3 separate regions of the Mus musculus genome follow, and all the other regions are linked to region 3. The links are chromatin loops, found by intact Hi-C in ENCODE. Cell type or tissue: heart. All regions are shown on one strand.

The links. A loop is a pair of places that touch in the nucleus more often than their neighbours do. Peaks named below come from ENCODE experiments on the same cell type or tissue, not always from the same donor. Only the 100,000 strongest peaks of a DNase experiment are listed, where the experiment ranks them.
Region 1: it touches region 3 in a loop (5-fold over the local background); 7 of 42 quality-filtered maps call a loop at or near these places.
Region 2: a loop joins it to region 3, with 13 times the contacts of the local background. A loop is called at or near these places in 8 of 42 quality-filtered maps.

What each region holds. Positions count from the first base shown.
Region 1 is chr14:97,554,633-97,562,632 of GRCm38, forward strand. No RefSeq gene overlaps it. Among named protein-coding and RNA genes, the nearest start is that of Gm23276, 220 kb to the left of the region's middle. In heart, CTCF peaks have their summits at 3,443 (motif pointing right) and 5,166; a DNase peak (open chromatin) is centred at 5,159.
Region 2 is chr14:97,327,873-97,335,872 of GRCm38, forward strand. No RefSeq gene overlaps it. Among named protein-coding and RNA genes, the nearest start is that of Gm23276, 4.8 kb to the right of the region's middle. In heart, a CTCF peak has its summit at 3,717; no DNase peak of the experiment used is centred here.
Region 3 is chr14:99,019,244-99,027,243 of GRCm38, forward strand. No RefSeq gene overlaps it. Among named protein-coding and RNA genes, the nearest start is that of Mzt1, 23 kb to the right of the region's middle. In heart, a CTCF peak has its summit at 3,235 (motif pointing left); no DNase peak of the experiment used is centred here; H3K4me3 peaks cover 815 bases; H3K27ac peaks cover 2,010 bases.

The DNA.
Region 1 (8,000 bases), 1.5 Mb before region 3:
ACTCACCCTTGCCTCGTGGACTCCTGCTGATTCTAACTATCATAGAGTCATTAAGTTTAGTAAGAAGAATATGTCCCAAAGGAGGAATATGAAGCAAAATATTATACAATATAATACACTATTATACAAGACAGCATTATACCTAACAACAGTCAACACTCATGGAGGCTCACACCCTGCTGGCTCTGTTCCAGGGGCAGCTCTATGTCACTTTGTCCCTTCTGCAGTGGCTGTGCAGAAACCAACAGTTTGGTCCAGAAGCTGTGGCAGTATTAGAAGGTGTGCCCTTGTTAGAGGAGGTACATCACTCTAGAAGTGAGCTTTGAGGTCTCATATATGCTCGAGCCACTCCCAGTGCAACAATCTCCCCTTGCTGCCTGAATGCACAAAATGTAGGACTCCCAGCTCTGTCTCCAGCAGCATGTGAGTCTCTATGCTGCCATGCAGTGATGCTGATGTTGCATGTCTGAAACTAAGCTAGTCCTAACTGTTTTCTTTTATGAGAGTGGAAATGGTCATGATATATTTTCACAGCAATGGAACTCTAAGACACAAAGTTAGCTATAATCACCCCAAACAATCAATGGATGATATTAAGGAAGCTTGCAAACCAAACATGTAAAACTGTGTTGTAAAATTGGTAATGGTTAAAATAGTATAAAACTCTGCATGCACTTAAGTAAGGATGCCATATCAAAACTTGAAGTGCACAATATAATTTTCAGCTCAAATAAAAAGTTTGCATTTCATTTCAATCTCAAACATAACTTTTTTTTTTTTACTGTCAAGTAGGCTTATGACAGAGGACATAAATGTAAAATTAAGTAGAAACATGGAGAATAAATAATTTCTAAATTAACTTGTCAGTTTTAGTAAGCATTTAGTTAGAAAATGAGAGGCAACAAAGCTTCAATTAAATTAAAAAGTACATCACTTGAACAGATATTTTGGCGACAAATGTAATTTACAAGATGTAATACTATTCTTTTAAAATGGAGACTGATTTCAACATTTACAATATCATCAGATATGTTCCTGCAGGAGGGAAACATATACAAAACCATTTCTATTGTGTGATTTACATATTATAAAATAACTGACTATAATATATACTACCAGAAGGCGATATTATGAGAAAGTTTAAATTGTCTAGGTAAATAAAGACATTTGAAAAAAGAGACATACCTCAAAGGGAGGTGGCTAGAAAAAACATCTTCTGTGAGAAAAGACACTTCAAAAACTCTCAGGGAGTGTTGTAGAGTTAGGTCCAAAGTAAATAGCACTGCCACCCTCATAGAAGACCCAGGTTTAATTCCCAGAACTCAACCTTTATCCTAGTTCAGGAAGATTTGGTCCAGACCTTTTTAACAGGTAATATCAGAATAACTACTAGTCTAATGCACACTACGATAGCTTGAGATTTGTCTATTGAAAATTTAACCAACTCAATGAAGGCTAAATACAGTATGATCAACAGGGATTTAAAGATTATGATCTTCATTCTGTATAAGATTCTCATTTTATTCATGGCCATGAACCTTATGCGTAGAACAATATGATCTGTCTTTTATGTTAATAGATTTGTTCCTCTCCTTCTGTTCTTGAGGACAGGAAATGACTAGGGAGAGTAATCAGAAGATAATTGTGGTAGTCAAGGTGACCAAGACTGATAACTGTCATCATGGTATCCGCATTCAAGGTGAAGATAGATTCCATGTAGAGTGTGAAGGTAGAGCTGGAATAGTTTTTGGTAGAGTTTGCTCAAGTGAAACAATTTAAGGAGAATTCCAATTTACTGGTAGTGACAGCTGTAATAATGGGGTTACCTTTTGTGTGTGTGTATGAAATATTGTAGCAAATTCAACTCACACACAATTTGTAAAAAAAAAAAAAAGTATACTATATCTAGCATGAGACTTGGGTCTTTCCAGTAGATATTTTATCCTAAACTACACAACGACAGTAAGCAGGCAAAAAGATGGAAAATTTTAGAGTACACCAGAGTAGTGCAGACTACCTCAGTTACCAAGGAGAAGCATCACTAAGTAAATGAGAAAAGAGTTTGCCATGATCACAAATACTCAAGATCATGGAAGGCTGGCTAATGAGTATAATGGAACTGGGGTTGACATGTATCTAGGAATACAAAGAAAAGGTTTAAAGAGACAAGAACAACCATGCTGATCAAATACAATTTGATTGAAGTCTGGCAGATGAATCTGATTATCGGGTTTAGGAAATTCCTTTGCTAAATGTATTTTAGCAAACAAGTTAGAAAAGAAAAATAGAAGCTTTGTTCAAATAAGTTTGGAGAAAACAGAAATAAAAATTGAACAAAACAAATTGGTTATGATAATAACTATTTCTGAGGAACTGTAATAAAGAACGGCTAATAGGGTAGAGACTAAGTGAGCACTAAATTTCACAAGAGAGTTGGGTTTTGGTTTCCTGTCAGATTTAATTCTGAGGCAAAGATCTAGTGAAGAGAGAAAATACATGATGATTTAGGTTAGAGGTTAAAGGAATGCTAGAAAGTGATTGCTGGAGAAACAGTATACAAGTAGGTTTCACACTACAGGAATATTATGTGAGGGAATGCTATGAAATACAGTAATAGAGGCCTCAGTGTCTAAAATATAAAGGACCAGAATGTGTAAACAGAAAGACCTCAAGCTAAACCAGCATGGCTTTAATTACAGTTTATCTTCCTGCAGGTAGGAGGATATTCTATCAACCACCTATGGAGCCCTTATCTGATATAGATGAGGAGTCATAAAGATGGGTGCCTCTGCAGGCAAGAGTCACTGACAACTAGAGCTGGCAATAGTATTGCAGCTGGACAAAGAAAATGTTTTGGGCCAAGAGGGAAAAAAGAAAGAAAAATAAAAGATACTGTCTCTAGAGTCTATAATATGAGGTCTGAAGATGAAAGCTTTGTTTAAAAAAATCACCATGACCCTTCACCCAGAGGCTGGGGATGGGGCGGGGGTGTTAAAACAGGTCTGGCAACAAGAACTTTCTGTTCATTTAAAGTAAGATGGGAATGATACAGGAGAAACTGTCAATGGGTCTCTCTCTGATAGGATAACAGCCATTGTCCCTGCAGTGCACGACAAAGCCCTTTGGAACCTAAGGTCTCCCAGGCTTATTTATACCACACTGGCTACTTGCTGTCAAATCCCCTGAGCACACTCTTGGACTAGAACTTTTTACAATCTGCTCTTTCTTGGAAAGCACTTACATCACAATATCCACCCCTGTAAACAGCTAGTTTCTTAGTGAATTTTTCTAAGCATCCTTCTTCTAACCACCCACCTTCTGCTCTGAGTCCTCACCAATTTGCTACTCTAGCTAGCGGTCTCACATTTCATTCCAATGCATTTTTTTAAAAAGATTTATGTATTTATTTTATGTGAGTACACTGTTGCTTTCCTCAGACCCACCAGAAGAGGGCATCAGATCCCATTACAGATGGTTTTGAGTCACCACATCCTTGGGAATTGAACTCAGGACCTCTAGAAGTGCTCTTAACTGCTGAGCCATCTCTCCAGCCCCCAGTGCATATTTTTTGACCTCTTAACTTATTTTTAACATGGTTTGTTTGTTTTTTAAGATTGCAGGGTACAAGAAGATAGGAATTTTTGTTGAGTGTATTTTCTGGTGATTAGAGAGGTGTCAAACACACACAAGAGTTCTCTTTCAATGTCTCACAAGCTACTGCTGCAAAAGCATTTCTTATAATTCCTATGTTGCTTAGAAAAGAATGCATGCTTCTCCTAGCCACATGATCTCTCATGGCACATGACACAGATTATTTTAATCATTTTTAAATATAGATCATACAACATCTGGAAGTGAAGGACTAGTGCCAAACCGCCAGGCTTCTATAACAGAAATGTGTAGTTGGAGCTTATATCTACTTACTTGCTACAGTAGTAAGTACAGAAGTACATTTATCATATTTACTAGAAGTATTTTTTTTCACTGCATTAATTTATAACTGGCTACGGAGAAGAAAATCAGATGGAAACTTCAGGATAATTCATAGAGTCAGCAGATTTTTGAATACCAACTAGATTCCTAACACTGTTTTGCATAAAAAGTGGAGTAGCAAATCATAGTGTGTGTGTGTGTGTGTGTGTGTGTGTGTGTGTGTGTGTGTGTGTGTGTGTTTGCGTGGTGTTTGTGTAGTGTGTGCTTGTGTGTGTCTGTGTGCCTGTGTGCCTCCGGAGGTCAGAAGTCAGAGTCAGGCATGAGGCTAGAGGTCCGAGTTAGCTACCCTCTACTGTTCACTTGGTTTACCTTAGCTTTGAAAATCTTTTTCTGCCTAAGTACATTTATAAGAAATTAAACAACACTCAAGGAACTGGCAACGAATCAACAATGTTAAGATTAGAGATCATATTCATATTTTAGTGTAAGCCCAAATCAATGGGATGAAAGAACAGGCAGTGTATTTTTAAGACATCCAAAATATTCATGATGATTAGTTATTTGCTAAATTATTATTTTAGTATGAATTAAATTGTTCCTTGACAGTTTCATACATGCATATTATACCTGCTGATCGCTATCTTCAGTTTTCCAGAAAAGTTGTCACTTACAATGATTTGTCTGGCTCGAAAGAAGCTCGCTCAGGATCCTCCTCACAATATAAAGGATGCTGGACATCTCAACTCATATCCCCATGCTTGCAGCCAGTTAACCATGTTAGCCCTGAAAATCCTAGTCCTAAATTCCTGCTATGAGGCACTTTCTAGTTGGTTCCATGTTCTCCTTTGTTCTTGGTTTGGTAAGAGAGCTTTCTTCCTCTTTTTTCCCCTCTTTCCTTTTTATTTTTTTCTCTTTCTTTCTTTCTTTCTTTCTTTCTTTCTTTCTTTCTTTCTTTCTTTCTTTCTTTCTTTCTTTCTTTCTTTTTTTTTTTCCTACTTACTTTTCAAGGACAGGTTCTGAGGTTATGCCTTCAGACAATCATCTAAGAGACAATGAACAGCAAAAGCCTCATGGGGTCTGAATACTAAGCAATGCAATGTTTAGTAAACGTTAAACAATGTTATGAGCTCAGGATTTCCTTTCAAGCCTGCAATTCACATCAGTAATGATCTCAGAAGAGGGACTGAGCTTTGAAACAAAGGAAAGTAGGGACACCTGCTGGAGTGACAGGGTGAGGAAACAGGAAGGGGCCCTGACAAAGGCTGTGGCATTTCTTCTAAGGTCACAGAGTAAACAGTCAGAAATTTTCAGACAAGAGGCTGGAACTGTTACCAAATGCTGAAGTAATTATTGGTTGCCCCTTTACTATCAAACATAAAAAGAATAATAAAGTGCAATTTAGCATTTGAAGTATTTAATTAAGTGTTAATTGAAATATAATATTTTTAGCTATCAATAATTACCGAATTTATGGAGAAATCCAATATCTTTTAAAGCATATTTTTGAATCAAAAATATATTGAAAAGGAATCTACTTTTTAAATAAATTAAATCTTACTGAAAAATTAGCAGACATAGTGGGGCTTCAAGAATGCCTATTATTTGATAAGCTTGTTTTATTTATTTTCCAGAGGATTTAGCAATTAGACAAATCTATAAGGAATGAGGGTGAGATCTCTGAGATCATGGTGGACGTGTTTTTCTCAGTTTGCCCATGCTGTGCTAAAAAGCTGTTGTCTAAGGCAAGGCAGCCAAAGAAAATACATTTCAAGGGAGGGGGAGTCCTGTGAATTTATGAGAAGTACATCACAAAGACAAATATTTCAGCCATGCAATTCTGTTCGGCCTTTTCTGCTATGTGTCCATAGCAAGTCAACGGCTAAATTGAAAAATCAATTCCAATTTAAATTATTGGAATAAAGAACACCAGGAGTCAGAGATAAAATGGCTTTGTTCTCTGAGATCCTTTTTAATTGGAAAGTTATTTCTTCAGGGTATTCTAATGGTTCTGAGGGAAGATTGCAAAATAAAGTTGATCGGCTGGGGGAAGGTTAATAGCTAATGTGCTTTCCTTGCTGCACAGCAGCCTCCTGTCTTTATGACGTCCCCCATCATATCTGGAAGCACTGAAGATTCTAAATCATCTGATACATGCAAGGACTGTATTTTCCCTTCGTCTTTGGGAAATCATCCTGAGGCTGGAACCCTGGCAGAGGCTGCTTCCTCTCGCAGCTTTTCCAGCTGGTCTCACTTTGCTTACAAATATCATATGGGATGCTTTTCTGCTCTCTCTCTCTCTGTCTCTCTCTCTCTGTGACTCTCTCTGTCTCTCTCTCTCTCTGTCTCTCTCTCTCTCTGTCTCTCTGTGATGCTATTAATAACTCTATCTTTTAATGATGAAGAAGGAAAGGAATATCTTTGCTGGTTTGACACAAACAGAAAGACAAAAACTCCTAAGAGTTATAGACTCAGTTAAACAGAGAATGAAGATAACACAGAAGAAGAACATGACATATAGAGAAAAATGTTAATGAATATTGTTATCAAAAGGTTACTACCAGCTATTCTGAGAAAGCATGAGTCATATTTAGAAATCTCGCACCCAAAGTTTAAGAAAATAAACTTTAATTAAACACACAATAACCTTTGCTCTGCCCGTAGAAAATTGTTTGGGGCAGCTGTAGATTAAAAACCTGAAATGAGCATTTAATTTGAAATTAATAAAACAGTGATGGTCTGTGTTAGGAAAAGTTACTGAGGTTTGCTTAGTATATTTAATTACTGCAAAAGAGATAAATCTCAGTGCCATGTAATGAACTCAGAAGTGCAGATATAGTAAATATGTACTTACGTTCTTGTTATTAATGCATTAAATTTGTAAGAATATTTAGGAATTTAATTAGCATTTAATAAGATAGCTATAGCGAATTACAGTAGTTAGACATAAAATGTAAATTAATATTTTTAGTATTTAATTGATATTAACTAATTAATTACTGTTTATTACATGGCAGCTAGATTTATCTTTTATAGAGTTATTAAATCTCAATTAAATTGTTCTTTTAAGAGGGCACATTCAATTAAAAATAATATTCCATAAAAATTTTGCCACCCTCTTTTCCATCGGACTTATAGTATGGAAGTATATCAGGTCAACTAATCAAGGTGGTTTTAAAGGGAACTCAAGTAACATAGATAGGCCTGAGAGGCTCAAGTGATTCCAGCTGTGCTCCAAAAGAAGAGCTTGCTTACAGGTGGCACGCTGTGTGTTATATTCTATTAAAGTTACAAACCATGTAAGACTTTGAAAGACTCCTTACTTAAACTATCACTACAGAGTTACTGCAACGATGTTAAGAGGGTAAGCAAGGAAAATCAAAGTAAAAATGCTGGGCATTTTCAGTTTCCTCCTAATAAGTCAAAATATGGCTTATTGTTCTCTTTTTCAACAGGGTGTTGGTGGTGTTGGTGGTATATTCCTGTAATCCCAGTCCTTGCCAGGCAGAGGCAGATTGCTAATTTCAAGGCTAGCCTTGTGCTAGTTCAGGGAATTCTAGGGCTACACGAAGAAGCCCTGTCTTGAATACCCATGCTTCTCATCAATGTTGGAAATGAAATAGACGCTCTACACATATCAGAAGGGAATTACAGCTTTCCTATAACTAATGATGGCATAGTTTTCAGACATTATATTTCAGTGTGAAAGTGATATGTATTCATTAGAAACTGTAGCTTTATTTTTAATTTCGAGATTGTGATATACTTGCAATATTTCTTCCTTCCCTTTCCTTTCTCCCAACTCTGACACACACCCCTGCCCACTCTCCTCTAAATTTGTAGCTTCTTTTTTCTCCACTAATGGTTATTGAGTATGTGTGTGTGTGTGTACATATATAGTCCAAAACATAGTCTGTTCATTTTCTATGAAGTTCAGTACTGTATATTTATCCAGGCCAGTCACGTGATCTGATACGTTCCCAGAATGCTAGGCAGGAATAGTGAGCTGCAGCCCTCAGAAGGAACTAAAAATAATTTGTGAGATACAGTTGTACCTTGTGATATTTTCA
Region 2 (8,000 bases), 1.7 Mb before region 3:
TTTAAATTTTTCTAATTGACTATTATCTATTATATTTCTAAATATTTTCTTTAAAATGAGGTTTTTTTCCCTTGAGATAAATTTTTATTTTTTATTGTCAAGTTATAAAATTGTTACTATTATAGATTTTAAACAAATAACTAACATCTTTATAAAAATCTCAGCATCTATGGAAAAACATCTAAATGATATCAGAGAAATTAAATGTGATGCATTATCTATATCTTATGTAAGTCTTGTGCTGAGTTTACAAAGTGTGTTTCCAAAATATAGCACCTATCTTTAAATTAGCACCTCCTTCCCAGATGAGAGGTATCACTTTGGGTTCAGATGATAAATATTATAATGAGAATATCAACATTTGTCAGCTTAGTCAAATAGAGTCTCTTATACCAACAATGGATTTATTTGAACTCAGCACAGATATCAAAGTCATTTGTGGTCTATCATAAACTGAATTTGTCATTTTGTACAATTGTTCCAACAAGGTACAATTTAAAAATTCCAGGTTAGTATATGTGTCAACCTAAGAAATTCAAAGACTGCTGAAAAAGGACATGTTTGCTGTTCACAGCCATTAAGAGTCAAAATTAACAGACCCATAGTGTAATGATATTGCTGTCATTTTAGAAAACCTAGGAAGTAGCAAGAAATCACTCATGTATGACTCACGATTGCTGTTCATGGTAGTGCACACACTGGCAGTCTGTTTGTCCAGTCCCCTACAGGGCAGACATACTTTCATTTTTGTAACTGCATTGTTTCTATGGTCATCAACTTCATTCAGACATTAAAAGATGAACCATTTATTAAATATCCCTACTAAGAGTCCCATTTGCAACTCACTATCCTAAACTGTTATCTAGAAACAGCCATATGTATTTCCTGCAGCTGAAAGGACATATATTACTGCCCAAGGTCAATACAGCATTGTTATATTAGCTTCAATGAGAATATGTTCTGATTGAACAGTATTTATTAGAAACTATCTATGAAAATTAGGATGCTATGACAATGTAGGCTTGAGTTTAATTATTTTAATTTTTAAAAGAGGAAACATTTGGAAAAGCTAAAAAACAAGAAATAAATCTATGTAGTTATTTTACACAATATTCCACATTTTAAAGATTGATGAGACTCTTTCTGTGCCTATTAATTCAACGAGAAATATCATTATATTATTGCTCTTCAATCTAAAATGCATCTCTTATTATTGAGATAAATAAAACACTTTTAAGTTGATTTTGCTATTAAGGAGACTAGAATGTATTGACCTCTTTGAGTCTAATTAAATAACAAACACCAGTATATAGGGTGAAATCATGTACAAATCTATCTTCCGCACAAGTTTTGCATTCAAAGAAATAGAGATGTTAAAAAGTGAATACAATACTTATTTTTATTAAAAAAAAACCTGAAGCATATCTTCTCACTTCTTTGTCATTGAATTTCACATATATACATATATGTACACCTTCACATATATGTATATGTATTTATATATGTATATATAAATTTTAAGTTATTTTCAATCCATTTAAAGAATATTTCCCCTGGACAAAAACACTGTTAAAGATCCATGAACATTTAAGTAAGGCAATGTGAACACATGCACAGGCTGCATGAAAAACCTTACGTGATTGATAACAGATAACTGTATTGGATTTTTGGAATAAATTGATTAAAAGACACAAAACGCATTACAGTCATTCACGGCTTGAGGCTTTATGCTGTATTCCATTCGGTTCCATGTGTGCTTCTCATGATTTATTGACAGCTGCTATAGATGGTTCTTTATTTGGTTCTTCATTTTCAACTCATCCCAACCTTGGTCAAACAATGCAACCTCCTGCATTTTTTCAATATTTTCCTAATATCTCAGCTCATTTAATTCTATTGATCCACTGAAGAGTATAATGGCATTGAAACTGGAATTACTAGCACCTCCCTACCCCGGTGCTAAGAGCTTTCCTATTGAGTCTGTGGACCATCACACGGAATCATAAAAGTAGACAAAAAAGTAGAATGACCTTTACCAGCTACTATTGTACTGCAAGAATCCCACAAACCTCAGAACATCATTTTCAATTTTATGGCACTGTTTTCTTAAATAATAAGAGAAGGGGGAAAAAAGGAACAACTGACCCCTGTTCAGCATTTACTTAAGCAGAATTGGCATTAATAGAGTATTCTGTCAAAAATTCAAGCTCAAGAAAATGTATGGCTTTGTCCACAGCAGTAGCTATCTTAGCAGATTGCACTGTCACCGCCTCACACAAAGCGCATTGCAACACCATTAGTGGACATAAATAATGCACAAGCTCTTAGGCAGTACTCAGCTAAGTGCATGGAAACCTTGGGCTCCTGTTGTCAGAAATTCAATGGATTAGTACCTAGATTTATTTTAAGTCTGTAAAGCACTTTGTTCTTGACAGCGTTCAAAGTAGAAAGAGTGCTATCCTGAATGTGCATCTTAATACTGTCATTCCTGTCTTGTAAGAGTAGATGATATATGGGCTGCAATATTTCGTTTTAATATTTAAAGTTTTCGCTGTGCAGATGCAAAGAAATATATTAATAGCTATCTGCTGTTACTTTATTGATCTAGGAAAGAACAAAGGTAACCTGTAAAATTTCAACTAAGGCTAGTAAAATGGAGACATTACAATTGCATTGAACTGAAATAAATACTGATGCAATAATCCTTAAACATCATATTTAGAAAATTGGGGAAATCTGGCATTTATTTCTTTCTCTCTTGGTAAATATCGTATAGCAGAGTTCATTTTAAAGACAAATTTTAGCACAGTTTAACTTAATTAACTGCCTTCAAATCATGCTTTCTTTCCCAAAGTTAGGTGATTGTGTGAGCTAACCCTCCACTGTGGAAGAACTTTTCTGAAGGTTACTAAGAATTGCTGCCCTTTGACTTCGTGTTGTAAGCAGTTGCTGACTTTAGATAAGTTTAGGAGTTAAGTCCCAAAACTTTCAGTGAATTGAAAGGATAAATATATTATTGAGTTCATTTAAAAAAAAGCACCTTTCCTTTGTGTGACCTAACACAAGAATAAAGCTATTTTATATCAAGTTTAATCTTTCTTCTCTATGAAGGCATAAAATCTTATTTTAAAATAATAAATTTCTTTTCATTAAAACTATATGATATATTAATTCCAATCCAAGTGGTGAATATTCACATATTGAGTTAAAAAACATTATCAGGATGTAAGACACTAAAGGAAAAGAGAAAACTAATGAATATGTTGATATATTCAAGACACATTTATTATGGTATATGCTTGATGTATGTTAAGAGAATCTATTTAATCATATGACTTTTATATCCTTGTTTTTGTAAAACAAATATGGGATTGTGGCTGCTCATTTTATTCTAGGAAATTCATTATTTCATAAAACAGATATGATTAGATATGTTTGTTTCTGTTATTTCAGTACACAATTCCTCAAATACACCTATAAGAGGATCATTATTTTTCTCCAAACAGAATGTACTGAAAAACCAGGTACCACTGTTTCAGGATAACTAGAATTGATCAAAATGTGAAATGAGCCAATTATTGATAAATAAAATAAAATAATTCTATAATGAGCAAGTAAAATCTTCAGCCTTGGAAATTCTTTTACTTTAGTTAGAGCAGCTTACTCTGCTAAGCGCTGTCAACAAACAATTTGCATATTCTTATCAATAGGTGGCGCTTTCACCCTTCTTCACAGTTTACTCTGAATCCTTGTGGAATTCTATACACTTATAAGAGAGCAAATACTTCAACTATTTCTAACTTTGATAGATACTCTCAAGTCTTTAAATTTCACATTATTGCTAGCCATTTTGTTTTTCTTTGATAAATAATCCTGTTTGAACATTAGTGATTATGCTTAAAGAAAGCCTGGAGTTCTTTTCCAAATATAAACATTTTAAAAATTATTATTTGCTTTCCTGAACTATTTGGTTATTCCCCACTTACTCCATGGGGAAACTTACAGAATGTCATGTTATAAAATTCCTAGTATAGAGTAACTCTACCAGTTTCAGTATTTTGATGAATATAAATCTTAAGTGAAAAAAATTGCCAAAAATATTCAAATGTAATCACATATAAACCACTGTAATATAATGTAAGAGTACCTTGTATAAATAAGAAAACCCGGTCAAACAGACATGTCTAAAACATAACTATATTTAGAATTTTATATGACTTTATATTTAGTCATACTGGATCTTTGCAATTCAATCAAGTCTGAGCTGTAGGGTTATTTAGAATCTTTCTAAGTGGCAGATAATAGTCTTTTGCAACTTGGAATAAGAAGAGTCTTTAAAATATTCTTTCAGATCACATCTTTATAATTTTATACTAAAATATCTGTCTATAAAATGATTCCCTTCAATAAAGCATAGACTCAAATATTTATATACACTGCTAAATTTCTAATGTCAATTAATGTACTATAGTACCACAGTCTCTATTTATGATTACTTAAAATATGACAAGTGTATAAAATATAGGTGAATATGATAATTTTCTGTTTAGAGCAACAGTGTTGGGATTAATAAAACATTCTATATTGATAAAATAAACATCAGAGTCAAGTGATACTGTATATTATAATGCTCAATTAAACCATATAATTCCTTCACCTGATTATTTCCCTCAGATTTAATTTTCCTCACTAATCCTCACTATATTTTTAATTCCATATTGTTCTGCTGTGTCAAATGAAAAATTTTTATGTTACATATATATCAGCATCAGAGAAGTGTAACGTTGCAAAGTTGAGTCATTATAAACACTATGATCTTTCTTGCGTTGTGAAGCCACGTGGTGTATTTGTATGAACTGAATATGAAAATTTAATTATTCTGTCTAAAGCATACAACGTAATTCAAATTATAGTAGTGAAAATAAAAACTAAGTTTGAAGATTAATTCATCTTCATAAAAGAAATCTAATCATGTAAGTTACCAGTAATTCTTCTTGTAACTGAAAATATTTTAGTGATATCAGCCTCTTAGTATAATTCTTTCTGAAAATCTATGATGACTGTGAAAGTGGACTCCACCATTCCCTCCCCCCAAAATCTCAAACTGATAGTCTTGGTTCAATTTGCATGTTCACGCTTCATCACTTCTTTTTCCCATAAGACAGAAGTAGATAATAAGAAGTTCAAAAGGAATTTCATTTTTGTTTTTTTTTTTCTAAAAATTATAGAGTCTTCTAGAAAAATACAGTTTTGAATTAGTCTTATATTTAAGAGATTCTGTTGACATAATATTACCTTTTATATATCTTAATAAATAGGATTTCTTATACTTTGAAGGTCTTCTGCTGTAAGAACAAAGCCCTCTATGTTGTGATGTAAGGCCTTGGGGTGTTTATTATACATAGGCTTACGCTTTAAAGTGCATCACTGTTTTGCAACCCTATGTTTTACATATATAGAGCCTGACATTATTAGATAACATTATAAGATGGATCTTGTACAAATTCCATCCACTCCAAATGGAAGAGGATCCCTGTAACGTAGATAAATGTCAAGCATCAGTAGTCCTATGCTTAAACAGTCTTGAAGAGACAAAAACGGATATGATAGGCATAGCCCTCCATTATCAAGACAGCGATGATAAAGTACAACACTTAAGAGATTTTACTAACAGTTTAAGAGTTCTGGCACAGCGCTGACTGTGTATAATGAGGCTTCTAAACGTTCAGCTCACACAACTTGCATTTGAAGAGATAAAATACTTTACAAACTCTATTTCATTAATCTTCACAATATCTCTGTGAAGAATTATGAACACCAATCAACAGATTACAGAGGGATGGCATTGAAATGTTGAATGAATTCCCAGTCCTCTAAGAGAAAGCCTTGGAGATTCTCTTTACAATGAAGTTATATCTTTAATGCCAGCCTTCCAGACCAAATTAATGTGTTAACCCGCAGAAAGAATCAATATGTTATACTTTGTTCACTAGAAGAGAAAGTGAAACTTCTCCAAAATCACAATCTTAAATTTGATAATAGGTTAAAGCAATATTTTATTGCTATGTTATAAGAACATTCAAAAGTATGTCTTCTAAGAAAAGCATTGCACAGTGACTCTTTTCCAAGGCTATTCTAGTGGCCACATTAAAGCCAGATAACAATTTTAATCTTGCAGTAAATTAGTCTAATCATATTATTAAATAACTATTCAAGGGATTTTAACAGCACATGGTTTGCGTTGTATTATTAACAGCTCTTCAAAGGGCCCACAACATTATCACCATCAATAAATTGTTATTGACCACTTACTGTGGATAGCTTGAGTTTCGAAAGATCACATTGCTTCCAATTTGTTAAGCTAATCTTTTATGGATTTATTTTCATGTTGACAAACCAACTTCTTGTTATGTCCATAGGGCAAAACTTAGTCTTGGCACCCAAAATTTTTTTGATTCTTTTTAACAAATGAGCCTTTAAATGTGTTTGATAACCTATTATTAAGTAATCAGTTTTTTAAAAATGTAAAAGATAATTTGACAACTTTAGCAAGATGAGAAAGTACAGTTATTAAGTACAATTGGGAGGTCATTACACAAAAACGCCAGCACCAAGTACAGAACACTTCCATATCAGTCATTTGTCAGAGAGGCACCAAAGACACCATTGCTCTCTCTCAGACACACACCAGGACATGTTGTAAGTCCTGTCTTCTCTATACACCATACATCTTAGATGTAAGATGACGAGAAATCAAGCTGACAGTGCACTAGAGAGCTACAGTAACGACAAACTCATAGCAACTGTGTATGCTACCACTGAGTCCAGAGCTGCACCTTTCTATAAGTCAACTATGGGAAGCAGAAAGGCCACTGGTTCAGAAGAACTTACAATGTACTGCCGATCTATTGTCAATGTTTAAATTATACTTGAAGGAGAGGCAGAATATGGAGTTGCATACTCATTTGTGAGTTCAGACTCTGAGGGTAAGTCCAAACTCAGATGCACAATCCTGATTATTTTTTGTGGGACACTAACCAAGCACAATTAATGAATAAATGATAGGTTAATTACAATAATAAAGATGAGAAAAGGCATTATTCTATTAAAAATTAAGTAAAAATGATAAGATGTAAAAGAAATGAGTTTTCAAACTACTGTTTACCAATGTGGCTAAAACGAATGAGTAAGATTTGTTCAAACTGTTTAGCTTTTTGTTGGTTCTTTGTCAATTTCGCATTTTGCACACCGATGCTACTCATCTCCCCTACCTTCCCTACCTGTCCCCCATCCTTGCAATTTCTACACTACAACAAAGAAAAGAAAATATTGTGGAAGCAATAGTGAATCACAGTGTGTTTCACACTATACGCTTTTGTCCACACTTCTTTGCTTGCAAATGTTCATTGCAATGAGACGTTGGCCTGATACAAGCTCCCTAGGCTTCTGCTATGTCAGGCCTGGAAGTTTACTGGGCTTCCTCTCAAATATCCTGCTGTTGTCCTGTGTCTTGGATATCCTGTAGTTTAAAATCTGTAGTTCGGTTCCCTTCATGTGCTCCAACAGTTCGCAGATGGGGTGGATGTTGGGTCTTGCCAATTCAAAGCCTCTGAGTTATCTGAGCTGGTCAGTTTTTGGGGGCCTGACTCTCCCGCAACCTCCATAACTAGCGTCAGCTCTACCCTGCTTCCCAGACCAAGTGGTCCTCTCCTGAATGCTACACTCTGGGAGGGATGAAGGCAGCTCTCCTCCTCTCATGACCCCACGGCCACATCTCCCATGTGCCACAGGTGACAGGCAGAAGGGGGAGGAGGGTAACTCTCCCTCATCCGTGCCACCATATGGAGGCTAATGTTAAGGCCAGATCTCCCATGCTTGTATTCTTCAGACCATATCACCTACAGCTCATACAATAAGTGAGACCTCTCTCCCAGTCACAGTGTCTAAAGGCAGAGGCCGCTTTCCTACTCTCATGCCCCCCTCCAACGCACAAGCCAGCT
Region 3 (8,000 bases):
CTGCAACTCTGAAGGAAATGTAGTCCTGCTTCGGATACAATCTTATCTGGGAAATTGCCATGGTATTCGTCACAGCTGTCATCGAGCTGAGCCCATTAGAGGTGTGCTGAGCGTGAGATCCACAGGGTTGTGTGCTCTGACGTCACACTATCTTTTCTTCCTGGGCTTCAGCAGGAAGACCAAACTCATTCATACAGCTGGAGAAAGAGTATCAGAGCTGGATCAGCAGAGAAGAAGCATCCATCCATTCATGCCGCCTAAAGAAACCGTTCAGGTTGTAGAAAGCTTTTACAGAAAGTGCAGATGCCTAGGTCTCTAATGAAGGTTTAGGGAGCGAGCTGCAGGGAGCTGACAGTGCTAGAGGGTGGAGCTCAGGGGTAGTGTGCCTGCCTGCTGTGCAGGAAACAGCCCTGAGTTCCATTCCTTCTCTGAAAGAAAAATAGAAAAGGAGAGAGAAGATGGAGGGAGCTGGGCATAATAGTGCTGCTCCGGCAGAATGAAGAGTGATTTGCTATTGCTTCTACAGAAGTGTGGAGGGAGTTAACTCTCCATGACAAGAGGTCTCAAGAAAGCAAGCCCAGACATGGCAAGTGGCTAACCAGACCCCCACATCTCACAGGCAACAGGCCTTGGAACTCTTTCTAAAATGTGACTCTACAAGCGAATGTCCCAGTAAATCCAATGCAATGTTCCCTGAAGGCTTCACTTTTATTTTGTTTTCTTAACCCCAGTTTCCAATGCAGAGAAACAGATAGGAAACTAGTCTTCTGTCAATATACCAGAGAGGAGAATTTACTCAGAAATCTCATTGTCCTGGCAACTTATTGACTGTAGCATGTGAGCGGATCACTCCCTGAAAAGTGTTGACTCACCTTGGTTCCCAACAAGACAAGAGGGCTTTGCCATACATATATAGCACAAAGCTTTCTAAGCTAGGAACCCTAGGGCTGGATGTAAATTCTTTACTTCACACACAGAGCAAGCCACCGGAGGTCACTCCAGATGTGACTGCCTCCTTCCCTCTCAGACCAGAAGACCCTTCCCAAGCTCCTGAAGACTGAGAATTGCTAGCATGTTCTAGAGTTTGCTTGTTTTGCTGGTCATAAAGCATTGAGGGAGAGGTGCCCTGAAGCAGTATCGAGTGGTCAACCTCATACGCGTTCACAACAACAGCAACATCACCATCATCCTCATCAGCGTTTCTACCTTTTCCCATCCGCTCACCCCAATTTTCTGCTCCCTCATACACTCTCAGTTTACAAGAGGGAGCCACAGCCCCCACTCCCACTACTTTTGCCTGAATTGGAGCAAATAGCAAAAGATTCATGGACTGCATAAGTGATTGGCTGCACTCAATTTTATCACAACTCGTTCTCTTCCTTTCTGTTTTTCTCCTTTCCTTTCCTTTCCTTTCCTTTCCTTTCCTTTCCTTTCCTTTCCTTTCCTTTCCTTTCCTTTCCTTTCCTTTCCTTTCCTTTCCTTCCCTTCCCTTCCCTTCCCTTCCCTTCCCTTCCCTTCCCTTCCCTTCCCTTCCCTTCCCTTCCCTTCCCTTCCCTTCCCTTCCCTTCCCTTCCCTTCCCTTCCCTTCCCTTCCCTTCCCTTCCCTTCCCTTCCCTTCCCTTCCTTTCCCTTCCCTTTCTTCTGCTAGCAGTGCACCTTTTATCTTTTGAAAGTCAATTCTAAGATAGACAGTAAGACAACAGAAATAACAGTCTGGGTGCAGTGTGAAGCTCAGCTGGTTAAGGCCCTTGCTGCCAGCCTAGGAAGTAACTTAAGCTCGTTCTCCAGCACTTACATGAAGGTGGGAGGAGAGAAACAGTCCCACAGGATTCCTCTGTTCTTGGTTTCGTCACCTTGACACAAGCTAGAGTTGCCTGGGAAGAATTGCCTCCATCTGATTGGCCTGAGGAAAAGCCTATGGGGCATTTTCTTAACTGCTAGTTGACAGAGGAGGGCCCAGTCCACTGTGGGTGGTATCATCCCTAGCCAAGTGTGCCTTGAGGAGAGACTAGTAGAGTAGACTAATAGAATAGGTAACTGAGGAAGCCAGATAAACAAGCCAGAGAGTAGCATCCTCTATGGTCTGGGTTTCACATTCTGCCTCCACATTCTTGTCTTGGTGATTCCCTTGGTGATGAACTGTAACCTGTAAGCCAAAATAAACCCTTCCCTCCTACTTGAAATGGGCTTTGGTAATGATGTTTATCACAGTAACCAAAAACAAACTAGAACATCATGTGACCTCCATTTGTATACCATCACACACACACACACACACACACACACACACACACACACACACACAGAGCATTCGCGAACACTTACATAATAATAAATAAAAAATTTCAAATGAGATAAAGCAGGAGACTGCAGTAGTTTCTATTTTATAACCCGAAGGTATGGCATCAAGCTATGCTGATATTTCTCAGCTCTCTCTGATCCGACTCACTTTTTACCATTTTTCTCTTTGCAGGTCTGTACAATAAAATTGTGTCTTTGGCTGTATGTATAACCACAGTGAGGGTAAAACTTCTATGTAACTCAAGGGTTTAGTTAAGTGTTCTTATTATAAGTTTTTTAAAAATAGTGATAAGTTAGAGTAATTCAAAAATGCAGGATTTAAAAGTTAGTATTGTTAATACATTAGAGAAAAGCAGCCTGCCCCAACTGATCTCAGGTAGCATTTGCCCAGCACACATCATTCTTATTCCACTTTTAAAAGAAAAAGGTTATAACTAGTTTTATCACTGCTTTTTTTAAAATCATGATATTATTGTCTATATTGTTATTAATTATTGATGACTGTATTATTAATGCAGTTGCCTGTATGCTTATATATTACAATTGAGTTTAGCTCAATTATGTACCCAATTCTACACATGTGTAATATAAAAACATCTCAAAATGCATTGAAAAGCCCATTTAATTAAGACCTTTTATTAAAAGGTCTACATTAATAGAGAAGATGACACTTTGTCTAAAGCCAATGCCGCTCCTCTTATACCTCAGTTGAGATGTATGGATACACAGATGCTTAAATAAACACAGAGTAATTTAAAATTTTTCTTTTTAATTTGAAGCTTAATGTGATTAAGTTGGTTATAGAATAATCAGTTGTCTTATAATCATATTCTACTGTTCAAACTGAAATAAAATACACCTTCCTTTATTAAAAAAAATGTCTTCAGAGTTGATTAGAGGGCAAAGTGGTCTCTATTACAAGAGCTTTTTCTGCCATCTAGTGGAAAAGTGAAATCTAAGAGGATGCCTAATTTACATTTTAAAATTGTATTGTGTGTGGAAAAGGCACGTTTGAAATGGCGAGAAAGCAAAACAGTGTGCTGTCTCCCGGACTTGTTCTGTGACTAGACAGCATGTGGGCAAACCAACCCTTCCCAGAACAGCAAGACTTAGAGAAAAATGTGCAGGTTGCTTCGGGCTGCCTCTAAAACTCCTCCGGAGCTCCTGCCCGCCCCTTAAGGTATTAGCATCCATCGTTTGACGCAACTGCTTGTCATTCACTGTCAAACTGATCAGGGTCCCAGGTCTCTTCTAGTCCTTTAGATCCCCTTACCCTGTAAACAGCGGCTTGTACGTTTCTGAGGGAGGCGATTTGAGGGCTTCTATCTCAAACTGTGGCTTCTCAACTTTAAAATGGAAGCACAGACAGGCTGTGTGGTGCTGGGCATTTCTTAGGAAGTGTAGGCAGGAAGAGTGCTATTCCAGGTCTGCCTAGGTTACAGAGTAAATACAAAACAACCTGGATGACTTAGTGAGACCCTGTACCCAAATAAAACACAAAGTCGGTGCTGGAGATTGCTCAGTGAAAGGATGTGTCTACCATCTAAGAAGCTCTAATGTGAACCCATAGTCCCGCAAGGGGTGGAGGAGTGAGGGGAGGAGAGAGGAGACAAAAGGAAGGGGAGATGAAGAGAAAAGAAAATTCCTCTAACTCCACTAAAGCATATATTTACTATTACAACACAAGTACACAGCTATTTGTGCATTTGTGGGTGTAAGCGTCAGAATTCCTTGTTCTAAAGAAATGCCAGGGCTGGAGAAGCAGGCTCAGAGGGAAAAGGTGCTTGTGGCCTTCCACACTCGTGCTAAGGGTGTGTGCGTGCACCGACACACACAGACATACAATAAATCAATTAATAAATCAAGTAAAAAGAAATAAGCTCCTCCCAGAAGCCATAGACGATCATAAAGATGACACTGTCAAGAGAGGGTTCCCTCCCTTCAAGTTGTCCATCATGAGGAGTCTGAAGAAACCCCAAAAGTCACCTAGGCTCTTCCTATTGCTCTTGGGTGTTTTCTAGAATATGATGATAAGACCTTATTGCTAAAGATACCAATCACTTTCTCAAAAGACTTGCAGAAATGATGTTTGGTATTCCTGTCTAACAGTTAGCTCTCATAGAGTCAATATGCTAAGAAGGCCACCAAAGGAGAAAAGTTGTCAGCAGTCCTACCCAGCTATAAATCCTGCAGACTACAATAATAACCAACCTAGGAAGATGGTGGTGCCATAGTGGCCCTATCATAGGGGTAAGTAGCTGCTATCTGGTTGGACTTGTAGTGTCTTATCAATAAGACTTGGTACTATAAACCTAGCCAAGAACTTGTGTCTAGAGAGGAACCAGACCCTACAGAAGAAACTATCTCCTATAGTATCCAACTGCCTTTTAAATATTTATTGTTGGGGCTAGAGAGATGGCTCATTGGTTAAGAGCATTCCGTGCGCTTCCAAAGGACCCATGGATTCCAGCACATGACCGGCAGCTTATAACTACAACTCGAAGGGATCTGATGCCTTCTTCTCTGTTGTCACCCCTGCACACATGACACACACTCACACACACGTGGTCACACAAAAATAAAACTTTTTAAAAAATAGATGCTTTCCCCTTATACTTATAAATAGGTACAGCAACTACTCATCAAAGAAGTTTCATTTTGTGGCAGACAGGGACTATTGTAGAGATCTATGGCTAGCCAAAGCACAGGGAATTAGTGACACTAAATGGCCTAGTTTCAAATGGCATTACGTCTATTAAGACAACTTCTGCCCACAAGGCTCACACTATGGAAGAGGGAATAGAACAATTCTAAGAGGGTCAGGAGGATGCCTGCAAAATAGTGTCTTCTGGACATGCAGGGACAACAACACGGTTGCCTGCACAAGACCTGCACAAGACAATACTAGCCAACCTTCCAACACAAAAGGGGGAAGGGCACACAGGCCTTACCCCAAGATGAAAGTAGTTGATGACAACAGAAAGAGAGACAGTGTTCCTAAGGCGTGAGCTTTCTGGGTGCTTGCCTGGGTCCTAGCAGTCAGCAGCATAAAATAATGTAAGTTATACCATGTAAGTTAAATAGGAAAAAAAAAAAGAACAGAATAAAATGAAAAATACAGTAGTGGCCACTTATCTAAATTTATTACTTTTTAAAAATTTATTATTATTATTTTACTTATTCATTTTACATCCTGCTCACTGTCCCCTTTCCACCAGTCACCCCCTCTCACAACCCTTCCCCCATCCCCTCTCCCCTTCTCCTCTGAGCAGGCGGGTTCCCCTGGGTATGCCCCCCCCCCCACAAACCCTGGCACAAGTCTTTGCTAGGCTAGGCCCATCCTCTCCCACTGAGGCCAGGCAAAGCAGCCCAGCTAGAAGAACATATCCCACATACAGGCAATAGTTTGGGGGATATCCACCACTCCAGTTGTTCGGGACCCACATGAAGGTCAAGCTGCACATCTACTACAGCCCATGTATGCTCTTTGGTTGGTGTTTATTGTGACTTTTCCCACTTCTCTAACTCTTTCAGTGACTTCTCTACCACTTCCCTGTCTCTAATTCATGTTCTTTTAAAAAAAATAATTGTTATATACTACATATATATCACATTGTGATTTATTATGTATCATATTGTGATATGTCACACATATATCATTTCATATGATATATGTATACCTATGATATATATTGAGACAATATATTACTATGTATGCCTGGATGGCTTGGAACTTGCTATGTAGACCAGGCTGGCTTGGAATTCACAGAGATCCACCTGCAATTGCTTCCCACGTGCTGGGGTTAAAGGCGTGTGTAACATACCTGAAAAAAAAATATGTGTACACACACACACAGATATATATATATATATATAAACATATTCTCCTACTCAGTCCAACTAATGTTGTCTGGGGTTATAACAAATTAATCTTGCCTTAAATTATAACAAGATTAAAGATTAAAGTTTTCACTAGAGATGGCTTTGCTATGCAAAGCTGTGAGCTCTTCTCCCCCGAGGGTATTTTATACTCTCCGGAGCTGTTTGCTGTTATTAGCCTTCTCTTTTCTCTCCAGAACAGAAGGTTCAGGGTCTGTCACCCACATCAAGCCAGCCACAGAGCTCTGCTGATTTTTCTCTAGCCTCATCTCATGTCTGCGTTCTCTTTGTTCATTTCCATTTCTTTTCTTCCTGTTTATCTTTCCCCCCTGGAACTCTCCCTGACACTATCTTTCCCCTTTTGTCTGTCCTTTCCAGAGCTGCCAAGACCTGAGATTTTTTCCCCCTCCTAGAAACCCCAATCCCATCCTCCCTCCCCCTGCTTCTATGAAGATGTTCCTCCACCCACCCACCCAACCACCCACCCAACCACCCACCCACTCTCGCCTCCCCACCCTCAATTCCCCTACACTGGAACATCTATGGAGCCTTCACAGGACCAAGGACCTTTCCTCTCATTGATGCCTAACAAGACCATCCTTTGCTACATATGCAGCTGGAGCCATGTGTACTCCTTGGTTGGTGACTTAGTCCCTGGGAGCTTTGCGGGGGGTGGGGAGGTTCTATTGGGGACCCCGTGCTCAGTCCAATGGTTGGCTGCGAACATCTGCCTCTGTATTTGTAAGGCTCTGGCAGGGCCTCTCAGGAGACAGCTTTATCAGGCTTCTTTCAGCAAGCACTTTTTCGTATTCACAATAGTGTCTGGGTTTGGTAACTGTTTATGGGGTGGATCTGCATGTGGGGCAGTCTCTGGATGGCCTTTCCTTCAGTCTCTGCTCCACACTGTCTCCATATTTGCTCCCGTGAGTATTTTGTTCCCCTTTCTAAGGACTGAAGCATCCACACTTTGGTCTTCCTTCTTCTTGAGTTTCATGTGGTCTGTGAATTGTATCTTGGGTATTCTGAGCTTTTGCAGCCCTGAGATTTCTGCACTTGTTACAAATAATGTAAGAGCTCAGAACGCCCCAGCTAGGGAAAGCCCACTTCTCCAATGAAGGCTGTGCTGGAGAGTGTCATGTCAATGTGACACAAGCTGGAGTCATCTGGGAGGAAGGACCCTCAATTAAGAAAATGCCTCTAAGATCAGGCTGCAGGCGAGTCAGTGACATCAGTGATTGATGGAAGGGCTGGGCCCATTGTGGGTCACGCCATCCCTGGGTTCTCTATGAAAACAGGCCGAGTGAGCCGTGAGGAATAAGACAGTAAGCAGCATGGCTCCATGGCCTCTGTATCACCTCCTGCCTCACTGTTCCTGCCCTTTTGTCTTATAGTCCTGACTTCCTTTCATGGTGAACAGTGGTGTGGAGGTGTAACCCAAACTTTACTCCCAACTTGCTTTTTGGTCATGCTTCATCACTGCAGTAGAAACCCTCAGACGAGATGGTACCAGAAGTGGGGTATTGATGTGACAAACCCGACCATGTTTCTTTTAAGAGAATTATGGAAGAACTTTGGCCCTTGGGACTAGAATAGCCATCGGGGATTAAGAGAGTAGTGAGTTTTCCATAGAAGCTCGGAAGGTAATAGTGTGGAGGGCAATGAAGACGATGGAGCCGGGTTTGTGGTGCTTTAGAGGGAAGAGTAAAGACCACTTGTTTTTTTTTTTTCCATTTGGTATTTTTGAATTACGATTCTGTTGTTCTGGTTAGCTGTGGCAGAAGAATTAGCCATGATTAACACAAGACCGGCACCATTTGGTT